Regions from separate parts of the Mus musculus genome. Here region 2 is linked to region 1. A link is a loop called in an ENCODE intact Hi-C map of the cell type or tissue named here. Cell type or tissue: heart. All regions are shown on one strand. Each heading gives the region's core, and the rest is flanking DNA. Links, peaks and the distances in the headings are about the cores only. Region 1 holds the start of Gm41546 (a long non-coding RNA gene). Region 2 has its middle 7.4 kb from the start of Gm25092.

Region 1 (5,373 bases), core at 146-5,145:
CACGTGTCCCTGAGAATCACCGCTCACCAACTTACTCAAGTGCAGAGCAGAAGCCATGGTACCCGCAGCCCTGGGCTACTGCTGGGGAAACCCCTCTGTCCTACACTTGGCTTAGTTCCTCCTCTCAGCCACTCATTCCCCAATTTGACCTTTGGACAGAAATGAGCTTGTGGGTCTTCCGGAACATTTGAGTAAATTGTAACTACTTCCTTATCCTTGTTCTGGCTTGATCCTGCAGGGAGTGTCTGTGTGCTGTCTGTGTTGGCCATGAACTACCTCCTCTTGAGCAACACGGAACTCCAAGTTCTGTTACAGACTGTCCAAGAATGAACTTGTCACTAGATCTGTGTCTGAGGGATGCCACCCAGATCATATGGACAGTGCAGCCAGAGGAGGTGCCTGAGACAAACCCCTGTGCAGACAAGGATGTGCAGTCAACAGGGTGCCACAACCTTTGCTCTCTCCATTCCCAGCTACCCCCAACCCAACCCCAGCACCTCCTTGCCTGCTACCTAAGCTGGAAGCCAGGTGAGAGGGCGCTATAAGTAGAAATGTCCATCTTGGCACTATCGTCCTGGGAAAAGAAGGGGCTCTCAGAACTGGGCTGTGAGGTCACCTGATGAAGGGATAAGGGCTGCTGTCTAAAGAGGGCTCTTGTTTGGACACCTCCTAGGGCTTCACTCCTGCAGGGTAGGTTTGCCGATTGTCATGGGTTAAGCAGGGATGCAGGGTGAAACCGGGCTTAGTGGCTCGTCCGTCTAATGCCAGCACTCCAGAGGTAAAAGTTGGGTGCTCTGGAGTCAAAGTCACTGGAAGCTACATAGTAAGCCAGGTCCAGGCTGGGCAACATGAGATCCTGCTTAGGAAAATAAATTGTGAAACAAAATTGGAGGGCAGAACTGGGGCTTTTTCGTTTGTTCCACTCCGCTGTCCTTTGCTGACTCGGGATGCAGATATCCTGAGGCACGAGGGGACAATGTATTAGCAAACTACTTGACCCTTGACATCGAGAGAAATTGAGAGACAAGGTGGGCTCCGAAAGACCAAAGGACAAATGGGAGAGCAGGGTGCAGGAAGGGGGAGCACAGAGAATTCTGTAAGGAGGGAGGTCGCATGGAAATAGACTCAGGGGCAACAGAATGGTAGACATTTCTTCCCAGGCATAACTAAGAGGCTGTCAAGGGTGCCTCTCCTCTGAAAAGGCAGAAGGTCTAGGGCTGACAGATCTCTTACATGTTCTCTACCTCTGCCCTGGGCAGTCAACAATAGCTTTGGGTGTGATGTGTGTGCATGCATGGGTGCATGTGTGTGTGTCTGTGTGTACATGTGTACATGTGTGTGTGTGTGAGTGTGTGTGTGTGTGTGTGCATGTTTGTGAGTGTGTGTGTAAATGACTCTGTGTGTGTGTGTGTGTGTGTGTGTGTGTGTGTGTGTGTGTGTGTGTGTAGGCCGGAAGCCAACCTTGAGTGTTTTGCTCCAGGTGTTAGCAGTCTTATATTTTGATGCAGAGTCTCTCTCTGGCTTGGAGCTCGACTTGGGTCAGGAAACCCCAGAGGTCTTCATCTCCTCCTGCTGCACCTGACATCTTCACGTGGGTGCTGGGATTCAAGCTCGGGCCCCCATGTTTGTAAAACAAACACTTTACCAACCAAGCCATTTCCAGTCTCTCCCTTGGCTTTGACAGTCTTCTCTGGGCTGGCTTCACAGTGCTCTCTGGGGAGTACTCCAGCCAGCCACCCGGAGTGAACAGAGTTTCAGGAAGTAAGGTGCTGACTCTGAGAGGTTTGGATGGTTCTCTCAAGGAGGGTGGCCATCCCTTCCGTGGCCCTTGCAGCCACAGAGACAGTGGGAGCTTATGAAACTTGCTGCAATGTGCAAAGGTCTCTTTTGTCTTTGTCAGGCACCCTCTGTGCATCTGCTGAAACCCAGGTAGAGGGCGCTCACCAGCCAAAGGAGGTGATGGCACCCACAGCTGTTATAGACTGCACCTACAGTCTAGGTTAGGAGTATGAGGTAGATGTTCCATAGGTCACTGAGACTGTCACATCAAAGGGTTCCTGGCTCATGGTTTGACTGAGACACTTTCAAGAAAGAATGAGAGTTTTGCTAATAACCACACAGAAGAAGGAAGGTGGCCATTCTTACTGTGAAAGCACAGGAGAAATGCAGGCAAACTACTCAGGCTGAGGTGAAAGACTTTTTTTCTTCCTTCCTTCCTTCCTCTCTCTCTCTCTCTCTCTCTCTCTCTCTCTCTCTCTCTCTCTCTCTCTCTCTCTCTCTCTCTTTCTCTCTCTTGATTTTCCAAGATTTTTATTTATTTTTATTTTATGAATATGGTGTTTTGCCAGCATGTATGTACATGCACTACATACATGCAGTGCCCACGAAGGCCAGAAGAGGGAGCCAGACTCTCTGAAAGCACAACCACAGGCCATTGTAAGCCACAATGTGGATGTAGCTGGGTACTGGGGATTGAACCTGGCCCTCTGGAAGAGCAGCCAGTCTCTTAACCACTGAGCCAGCTCTCCAGCCCCAGGAAGGGCTATTTTATTTATTTATTTATTATATGTAAGTACACTGTAGCTGTCTTCAGACACTCCAGAAGAGGGAGTGATTTCTTTATGGATGGTTGTGAGCCACCATGTGGTTGCTGGGATTTGAACTCAGAACCTTCGGAAGAGCATTCAGTGCTCTTACCCACTGAGCCATCTCTCCAGCCCAGGAAGGGCTAATTTTAAATCTACCATAGTGTTCTTTACAACTTGGAGAATAAGTTATGGCAGCCATGCTTGTAGTTTTACGTGCGTGAGATTATTAAGTAAAGCAAATCAAAGTCAAAGACTAAACAGCAAGTGATGAAGCAAAAGCAGGACCGGCTGTGGCCCCAGTGCACCCCTTCTCTTGACTTGGGGAGTCTGGTCAAGGGGCTAGAGTTCCTGATAGAGTGAGTCCTGGCACAGCAGAGCATTTCCTCCAAGTAAAAGAACAAATAGAGATGACATCACAAAGTAGCTCTTCATGCTGGGCAGTGGTGGCGCGTGCCTTTAATCCCGGGACTCAGGAGGCAGAGGCAGGCAGATTTCTGAGTTTGAGTCCAGCCTGGTCTACAAAGTGAGTTCCAGGACAGTCAGGGCTACACAGAGAAACCCTGTCTCAAAACACCAAATATAGCTCTTCATGACATCCAACAGGAACTGGGGAAGTTAAGACCACAGCTGGATTCCCAACTGAACTGTACGTCTGTGGTCAAACTCGCACCTCTCTCTCCCACGGCAGGTGCTTCTGTGGCATGGGGTTAGCAAGAGAAGCCTCTGTTGACAATGCTGCTCTTTCTACCAGTTCTGAACAACACAAGATTGTTACTCCTGCACTGTCTGCTGTGTTATCCTCCCTGTCACAGAGTAACAGGACCTTGGAGACAGACATGCTTGGGTCTTAAGTGGATGGGGTCAATCCTGTTCCCAGAGCCAACTACTCAGAGAGCTCAAATAGCACACAACAATTTTCCAATTTGATGTACATTATACACGGTCAGATACTTCTGGAAAATACGATTCAACTGAATTGCTTAAAAAAAAAATGTGAAAGAAAGGAGGTCACATGGTCAGACTGAACAGGTGTCAAAGGGCTTCTTTCAATTTGTATCTTATGGGGGGACTGGAGAGATGGCTCAGTGGTTAAGAGCACTGGCTGCTCTTTCACAAGACTCAGGCTCAATTCCCAGCACCCACCTACACGGCCGCTCACAACCATCTGTAACGCTAGTCTATAGCTCTAGTTTCAAGAGATATGAATGAGCACTGCACAGACAAACCTATCTGCCTAAAATAAACAAATTTTGTTGTTGTTGGTTTTTTTTTGTTGTTGTTGTTTTGTTTTTTGAGACAGGGTTTCTCTGTGTAGCCCTGGCTGTCCTGGAACTCACGCTGTAGACCAGGCTGGCCTCAAACTCAGAAATCTGCCTGCCTCTGCCTCCCGACTGCTAGGATTAAAGGCGTGCGCCACCACAGCCCAGCAAATAAACAAATCTTTATAAAAGTTATTTTATCTTTAATTGTGTGTGTGTTTGTGAGTCACATGGGTATGACCTCAGAGGCCAAAAGCAGGACCCTCTGTAAGCTGTGTGAGGTGGGTACCAAGACTCAAGCTCTGGTGCTCTGGAAGTCTCTTAATTGCTAGGTCACCTTTCTAGATCCATACCAAAGGATTTTTTCTCCCAGAGCAACAATGCATTGTGAATGAAGAATAAAAGCCAAGTATGGTAAGGCATGCTTCTAATGCATGCATGGAGGAGGCCAGCTTGGGCAGTGTACCTAGGCCAGAGCACAGGTTCTGAAACATCCCTGTTTAATTATTTCTACCCTAGCAGCTAGCTGTGTGACCTTAGGAAGCTCACACGCCCTCTCTGAGCATCTCTACTTGCCCACTGCAGCGCTGTGGTGTGACGAAAGAGTTGGCCCAAGCACAGCTGAACCGGGACCAGGCCTGTGGTAAGTGACATGTAGGTGGCTGCCTGAGTGTGACAGGATGTGTCCCTGTGTTGCAAATTACTATGTCCTTAAGCTCTTCGAGTCACTGCAGCCTTCAAACCTCCCAGGCTGCAAAACTGTAGGATTATGGGTCGCCTGCCTGCTTCTCCACAGGGCTTGGCCGCTTTGGGAGGCAGGGGCCGCTGGAAGTTGACCCCACACTGTTGCGGGGCCGGTGTTGGGCCTTAGTGAAGCCCTGGGACACCGTTCCAGGGGTGGTGAAGCGCAGTCTGAGGCATGGGACAGCCGGAGCTGGCTCAGGGGTCCCCAGGCCTGCAAGGAGGCCGGGCCATCTGGGTCTCAGGATCTCGGACACCCACGCACTGCTGGAAGCTGCGGAAATGCTGAGAATGGTGTGGGGGGCTCAAAGGCTGGATCTAGCCTGGGGCCCGGGGAGAAAAGGGGGCTCTGTCTGGTCCCACTGTGATAGTTCTTGGCTTGACGGGGTGGTGGGCTTGAACTTGGAGTTGGTGGCAGCCGTGGCTGGGAGCAGAGAGGCCTTCTACAGGAGACTAGATGGCAGCTCTATAGGCAAAGGCCTCCATGGCTCCCTACAGTGGCTCAGTAAAAAGAGGCAGTCCATGGTTTTAAGGAATTTATTGTCATGGCAGAAAGTGGATGAGTAAAACTGTACCCCACTTTCTCAGGGCAGGCCTGAGGTTAAATATTTTTTTCTGGAAGGAGTGTCTGGGAAGGAAAGCTTATTGGCTAAGCCCTCCAGTCCTTTAGGTACCTCATTAAAATGGAGATCTGTCTTGAGCCTACATGACCACGGGTCATATCCTCTACATGTGGAGGGGCTTGGGACGTTGTCCTTATGTGACTGATGGCTACAAATCTATGG
Region 2 (5,373 bases), core at 220-5,219, 46 kb after region 1:
ACATGCAGGCAAAATCCTTGCACACAAAAAATGAAATAAGTAAATCTTAAAGACTTTTTTTTTTTAATGAGGCATTTTCCTAAGCCTCCCAATGCCCTCTGTGCACAGGTTCTTTAGTTTCTGTTCTAGGCTTTGCTCAGATTTGCCACAAGAGTGACTGCGGCTGGGTGACGGTGGCACAGGCCTTAAACCCCAGCACTCGGGACGCAGAAACAGCAGATAGAGTTCTGTGAGTTCCATGCCAGCCAGGGTTTCAGAGTCAGACCCTGTCTCAAACTATCCAAAAAGTAAACAAACAAACAAACAAACAAACAAATAGTAGATGCCTGCTCAAACAGGGACTTCCGGTGTCTCCTGCAAACCTGTTTCTGAGAGTTCCTGACCTGTATAAAACTGCTCATTAAACACTGAGTGGTGCAAGAAGCGACCCAAAGGAGTGGCAGACGTCCTGGCCTGGGATAATGGTTAGTTTTTTAAATTTCTTCTGCTTCCTCTCTGAACTCCAAGTCTTTCCGAAGTTGCCTCCTACAGACCTGTGATTTCTCACAAGGTTTGTGGTTCCAGATTCACAGTTTGCAGGACTGGGGACCCTGAGATCATCTGGAATTCTGTTCAAAACAACCGTGGCAGCTCTGCTGGACATGGTTCCCCCGCTCCCCCACTTGACTACTCTGTCTAAGGTATCACCTTCCCTACTGTATACACAAAGATGTGAGCTCAGGAGAAGAGCTGGACCTGGATCACATGGCTTCTTTGTAGGAAGGCTGGGAATCGAATGTTACAGGGCCATTTTAAGATCTTGACAAGCTTGTGGAATTGCAGTTTGGAAATACCCTCCAGTAGCTTCCCACATATCCCTTACAAAAGAAAACAATGAGCTCGGGACTATATACCTTGCATTGCAGTTCACAAGTGAACACATTGTGTTCATTACTTTAACAGAGAAGCAAGTTTTCCAGTCTTATACCTTTACATCAGCCCTTCTTTGTCCTTATAACCAAAAAGATGGCTGAAACCTCCCTTAGCCCACTCCATGTATACCCCTCCTCCTCCTCCCTGGCACCATGCCCTCACATTAAATGGGGTAACTGTAACAGGATGTCTCTGTTACAAATAGCAAAATCCATATTACTCCTCATAATGGCAACAGATACATAAAATAGCCAGTGTGAAGGCTCATGCCCCAGGGAGGTGAAGAAAAGAGAGCCAGTTAAAGGTTAACCTGGGGTTTCGTCACTTTTTTATTGCTATGATAAGATACCATGACCAAAGCAACTTTTAAAAGAAAGCATTTATTCAGGGCTTACACTTTCAGACGGTTAGAGTCCATGATCTCACGGCACGGAGCATGGTGGCAGGCAGGCAGACCTGCAGGAAGGGTGCTTTAGCATTGGCTGGGCTCTCACACCTTGAGAAGTAGACACTGGGCTGAGAGACCTAACTGAGAATGGCATTGGCTTCTGAAACCTCAAACCAGCCCCAGTGACACACCTACTCCAGCAAGGCCACACCTCCTAATCCTTCCCCCAAAACAGTTCCACCAGCTAGAGAGCAAGTGTTCAGATCTGTAAGCCCAGGGAAGCCATTCTCATTCAAACCACCGCACTGGACTGCAGAACCAGTTTGAGGCCAGCATGGGCTCCATGAGACTGTTAAAAGAATAAAAATGAACCAAAGGATTTCAACTACTAAGTGAAGCAATATATTACGGACACATCCAGGAAACACTTGTCCAGGAAGGCAAATTTTGTAAACGACCTTACTAATAAGTTCAGGAAAGTCCTCAATCACAAGATGTTCCCAAGACTTGGAGGCTCTCTCACCATGAGGCAGTTTTAAACTACTTCAGTTGTTTAATCCTGTAGAAACAAGATCCTAGCCAGGCCACACCTCCCCACCCCACCCCACCTCACCCCACCCCCGTCTTGCAGACCCCAAAACCATGGTCCCTCATTTTTGTCCTCTCCATCTTCATTCTAGGCAGAGCTTACAAGGCAGAGCTCCTTGCACCCAATGCACAGCAAACTCTACTGTTGGACCAGCCGGGTGTCAGTAGTGTTTTCTAGGGGCTAGTTATGTGATAGGATCTAGACATGGAAGCAGGCATGTCTGCGGATGAAACCTTGACACAGTGAGTTAAATGCTCTGCCCAAGCATGCAATGGTGGGAGCTCCTGGAAAACCCAGCCTTCCTGCCACCTGCCTCCGCTGAGTCTGCCCTGTGTTGCCCAGGTGGTGTCTGTTCGGGTGACTCAGAGGAAGTGCTCCTCCCAGGGCCTCCTTAGGAGTCCTGCTGGGAAAAAATATAAACTAAGAGACCGGCGGTTAATTAACTCCGGCCAATTAGTGTCTGGACTTCTGCGGATGCCCAGACAAGAGGAAGTATGGTCACTGAGGAGTCACTCGCTGGTGCCTGGAAGGTCGATAGGCCGACTTCACAGAGGCAGCTGGGAAGTGATAGTTACCGGGTGGCTGTTGGGGTTACTCGAATGCCAGGGGTACCTAGCAAAATGGTCGTAGAGAGCCTGATGAGCAGACTGCGAATGTCCCCGATCCCTACCACTCCTGTGCGCGACCCAGAAAGGCATCACCATCGCTTTGGGGAGCAGAACAGGATTGGAAACAGCCAGCAACCGACTGAGGTTGCCACCTAGCGGCTGGGTGCAGAGTCTCAGGCCTCACTGCTCCGTCTGCTGAATCCATACGCATAACTGAACCTCTAGAGCTGATGGCTAAATTATCGTGAATTTTGCACAATGGAGAGTAAAAACATTTTGAGCGCATTAGCCTAGCATTCTCAAAGCTCTGGGTTTAATCACCAGCACTTAGCACACTCACACATTCGGGAATTAGGATGCTGGAGCAAAGATTCAGTGGTTAGGAGCACTGATTGCTCTCCCAGAGAACCTGGGTTTAATCCCCACAACCCACAGGGCAGCTCCGGGCTGTCTGTAAGCCCCAGGAGAGCTGATGCCCTTTTCTAGCCTTCTTGTGCACCCGGCACACAAGTGGTGCATAGACATATATACCAGGCAAAACACTTATACAAATAAATAAATACCTCAAAATTTACATTCAATTAGAAGCCAGGCATGGGGCTTCATGCCCCTGATCTCTTGGGAGGCTGAGACAGGCTGATTGCTGTGAGTTTAAGGACAGTGTTCTAAGCCAACTATGCACCAGAGTAGGACCCTTCTCAAAAAAATTAATAAATAAATAAAATAAAAGAGGAGCCAGGTGGTGTCACATGACTCTAATGTCAGCACTTGGAAGGCAGAGGCAAGTGGATCTCTGTAAATCTGAAACATAAACAACAGAGCAAGTTCTAGGACACCCAAGACAAATTACCCTGGGTGGTGGTTTGAATATGCTTGCCCCGTGGGAAGCGGCACTATTAAGAGGCGTGACTTTGTTGGAATAGGTGTGGCCTTGGTGGAGGAAGTGTGTTACTGTAGTTACTGTACTGGCAGGCCTTGAGGTCTCCAAATGCTCAAACTCTGCCCAGTGCAGAAGAGTCTCCTCCTGGCTGCCTTTGGATCGTGATGTAGAACTCTTGGCTCCTTCTCCTGCACCATGTCTGCCTGCACACTGCCATGCTTCTCACCATGATGATAATGGACTGAACCTCTGAAACTAAGCCAGTCCCAACTAAATGTTTGCCTTTATAAGAGCTACCTTGGTTATAGTGCCTCTTCACAGCAGACACCTAACTCAGACACCCTGTCTCAAAAAAGCCAAACAACAACAATAAAATATGTAGTGAGTTCGGGGGAACACAACTGTTTTCTTCTTTCTTCTTTTATTAGCTATTTTCTTTATTTACATTTCAAATGCTATCTATCCCCTTTTCTAGTTTCCCCTCCGAAAATCCCCTATCCCCTTCCCCCTACTCCTGCTCCCCAACTCACCTACTCCCTCTTACTGGTCCTGGCATTCCCCTATACTGGGACATAGAACCTTCACAGGACCAAGGGCCTCTCCTCCCATTGATGACCGACTAGGTCATCCTCAGCTACATATTCAGCTAGAGCCATGAGTCTCTCCGTGAGTTTTCTTTGATTGGTAATTTAGTCCTAGGGAGCTCTAGGGTTACTGGTTAGTTCATATTGTTGTTTCTCCTAGGGGGCTGCAAACCCCTTCAGCTCCTTGGGTACTTTCTCTAGCTCCTCCATTGGGGACCCTGTGTTCCGTCTAATGGATGACTGTGAGCATCCACTTCTGTATTTGCCAGGCACTGGCAGAGCCTCTCAGGAGACAACTATATCAGGCTCCTGTCAGCAAGCTCTTGTTGGCCATTTTCAATAGTGTCTGGGTTTGGTGGTTGTTTATGGCATAGATCCCCAGGTAGGGCAGTTTCTGGATGGTCCTTCCTTCAGTCTCTGCTCCAAACTTTGTCTCTGTAACTCCTTCCCTGGGTATTTTGTTCTCCCTTCTAAGAAGGATCAAAGTGTCTACACTTTGGTCTTCCTTCTTCTTGAGTTTCATGTGTTTTGCAAATTGTATATTGGGTATTCTGAGCTTCTGGGCTAATATCCACTTATCAGTGAGTGCATATCATGTGTGTTCTTTTATGATTGAGTTATCTCACTTAGGATGATATCCTCCAGATCCATCCATTTGTCTAAGAATTTCATAAATTCATTGTTTTTAATAGCTGAGTAGTACTCCATTGTGTAAATGTACCACATTTTCTGTATCCATTCCTCTGTTGAGGGACATCTGGGTTCTTTCCAGCTTCTGGCTATTATAAATAAGGCTGCTATGAACATAGTGGAGCATGTGTCCTTATTATAAATTGGAATATCTTCTGGGTATATGCCCAGGAGTGGTATTGCTGCATCTTCTGGTAGAACTATGTCCAATTTTCTGAGGAACCGTCAAACTGATTTCCAGACTGATTGTACAAGCTTGCAGTCCCACCAGCAATGGAGGAGTGTTCCTCTTTCTCCACATCCTCACCAGCATCTGCTGTCACCTGAGTTTTTTGATCTTAGCCATTCTGACTGGTATGAGGTGGAATCTCAGGGTTGTTTTGATTTGCATTTTCCTACTGATTAAGGATGTTGAAATTTTTTTTAGGTGCTTCTCAGCCATTCAGTGTTCCTCAGTTGAGAATTCTTTGTTTAGCTCTGTACCCCCCCCCCCCTTTTTTTTTTTTTTTTTGAGACAGGGTTTCTCTGTATAGCTCTGGCTGTCCTGGAACTCACTATGTAGACCAGACTGGCCTCAAACTCAGAAATCCACCTGCCTCTGCCTCTCAAGTGCTGGGATTAAAGGCATGTGCCACCACTACCCGGCTATACCCCATTTTTAATAGGGTTATTTGGTTTTCTGGAGTCTAGCTTCTTGAGTTCTTTATATATATTGGATATTA

Evidence for each region. A loop is a pair of places that touch in the nucleus more often than their neighbours do. Peaks named below come from ENCODE experiments on the same cell type or tissue, not always from the same donor. Only the 100,000 strongest peaks of a DNase experiment are listed, where the experiment ranks them.
Region 2: a loop joins it to region 1, with 2.6 times the contacts of the local background. A loop is called at or near these places in 5 of 42 quality-filtered maps.

What each region holds. Positions count from the first base shown.
Region 1 is chr17:23,967,016-23,972,388 of GRCm38, forward strand. Prss30 (protease, serine 30) reads right to left here. Exons shown (of 6, transcript NM_013921.3): 6 at 5,112-5,373. It overlaps Gm41546 (a long non-coding RNA gene), which reads left to right and starts at 250. Exons shown (of 3, transcript XR_876669.1): 1 at 250-528; 2 at 4,367-4,490. In heart, for the core only: a CTCF peak has its summit at 2,406 (motif pointing right); DNase peaks (open chromatin) are centred at 196 and 2,426.
Region 2 is chr17:24,013,287-24,018,659 of GRCm38, forward strand. No RefSeq gene overlaps it. Among named protein-coding and RNA genes, the nearest start is that of Gm25092, 7.4 kb to the right of the region's middle. In heart, for the core only: a CTCF peak has its summit at 2,656 (motif pointing left); no DNase peak of the experiment used is centred there; H3K27me3 peaks cover 944 bases.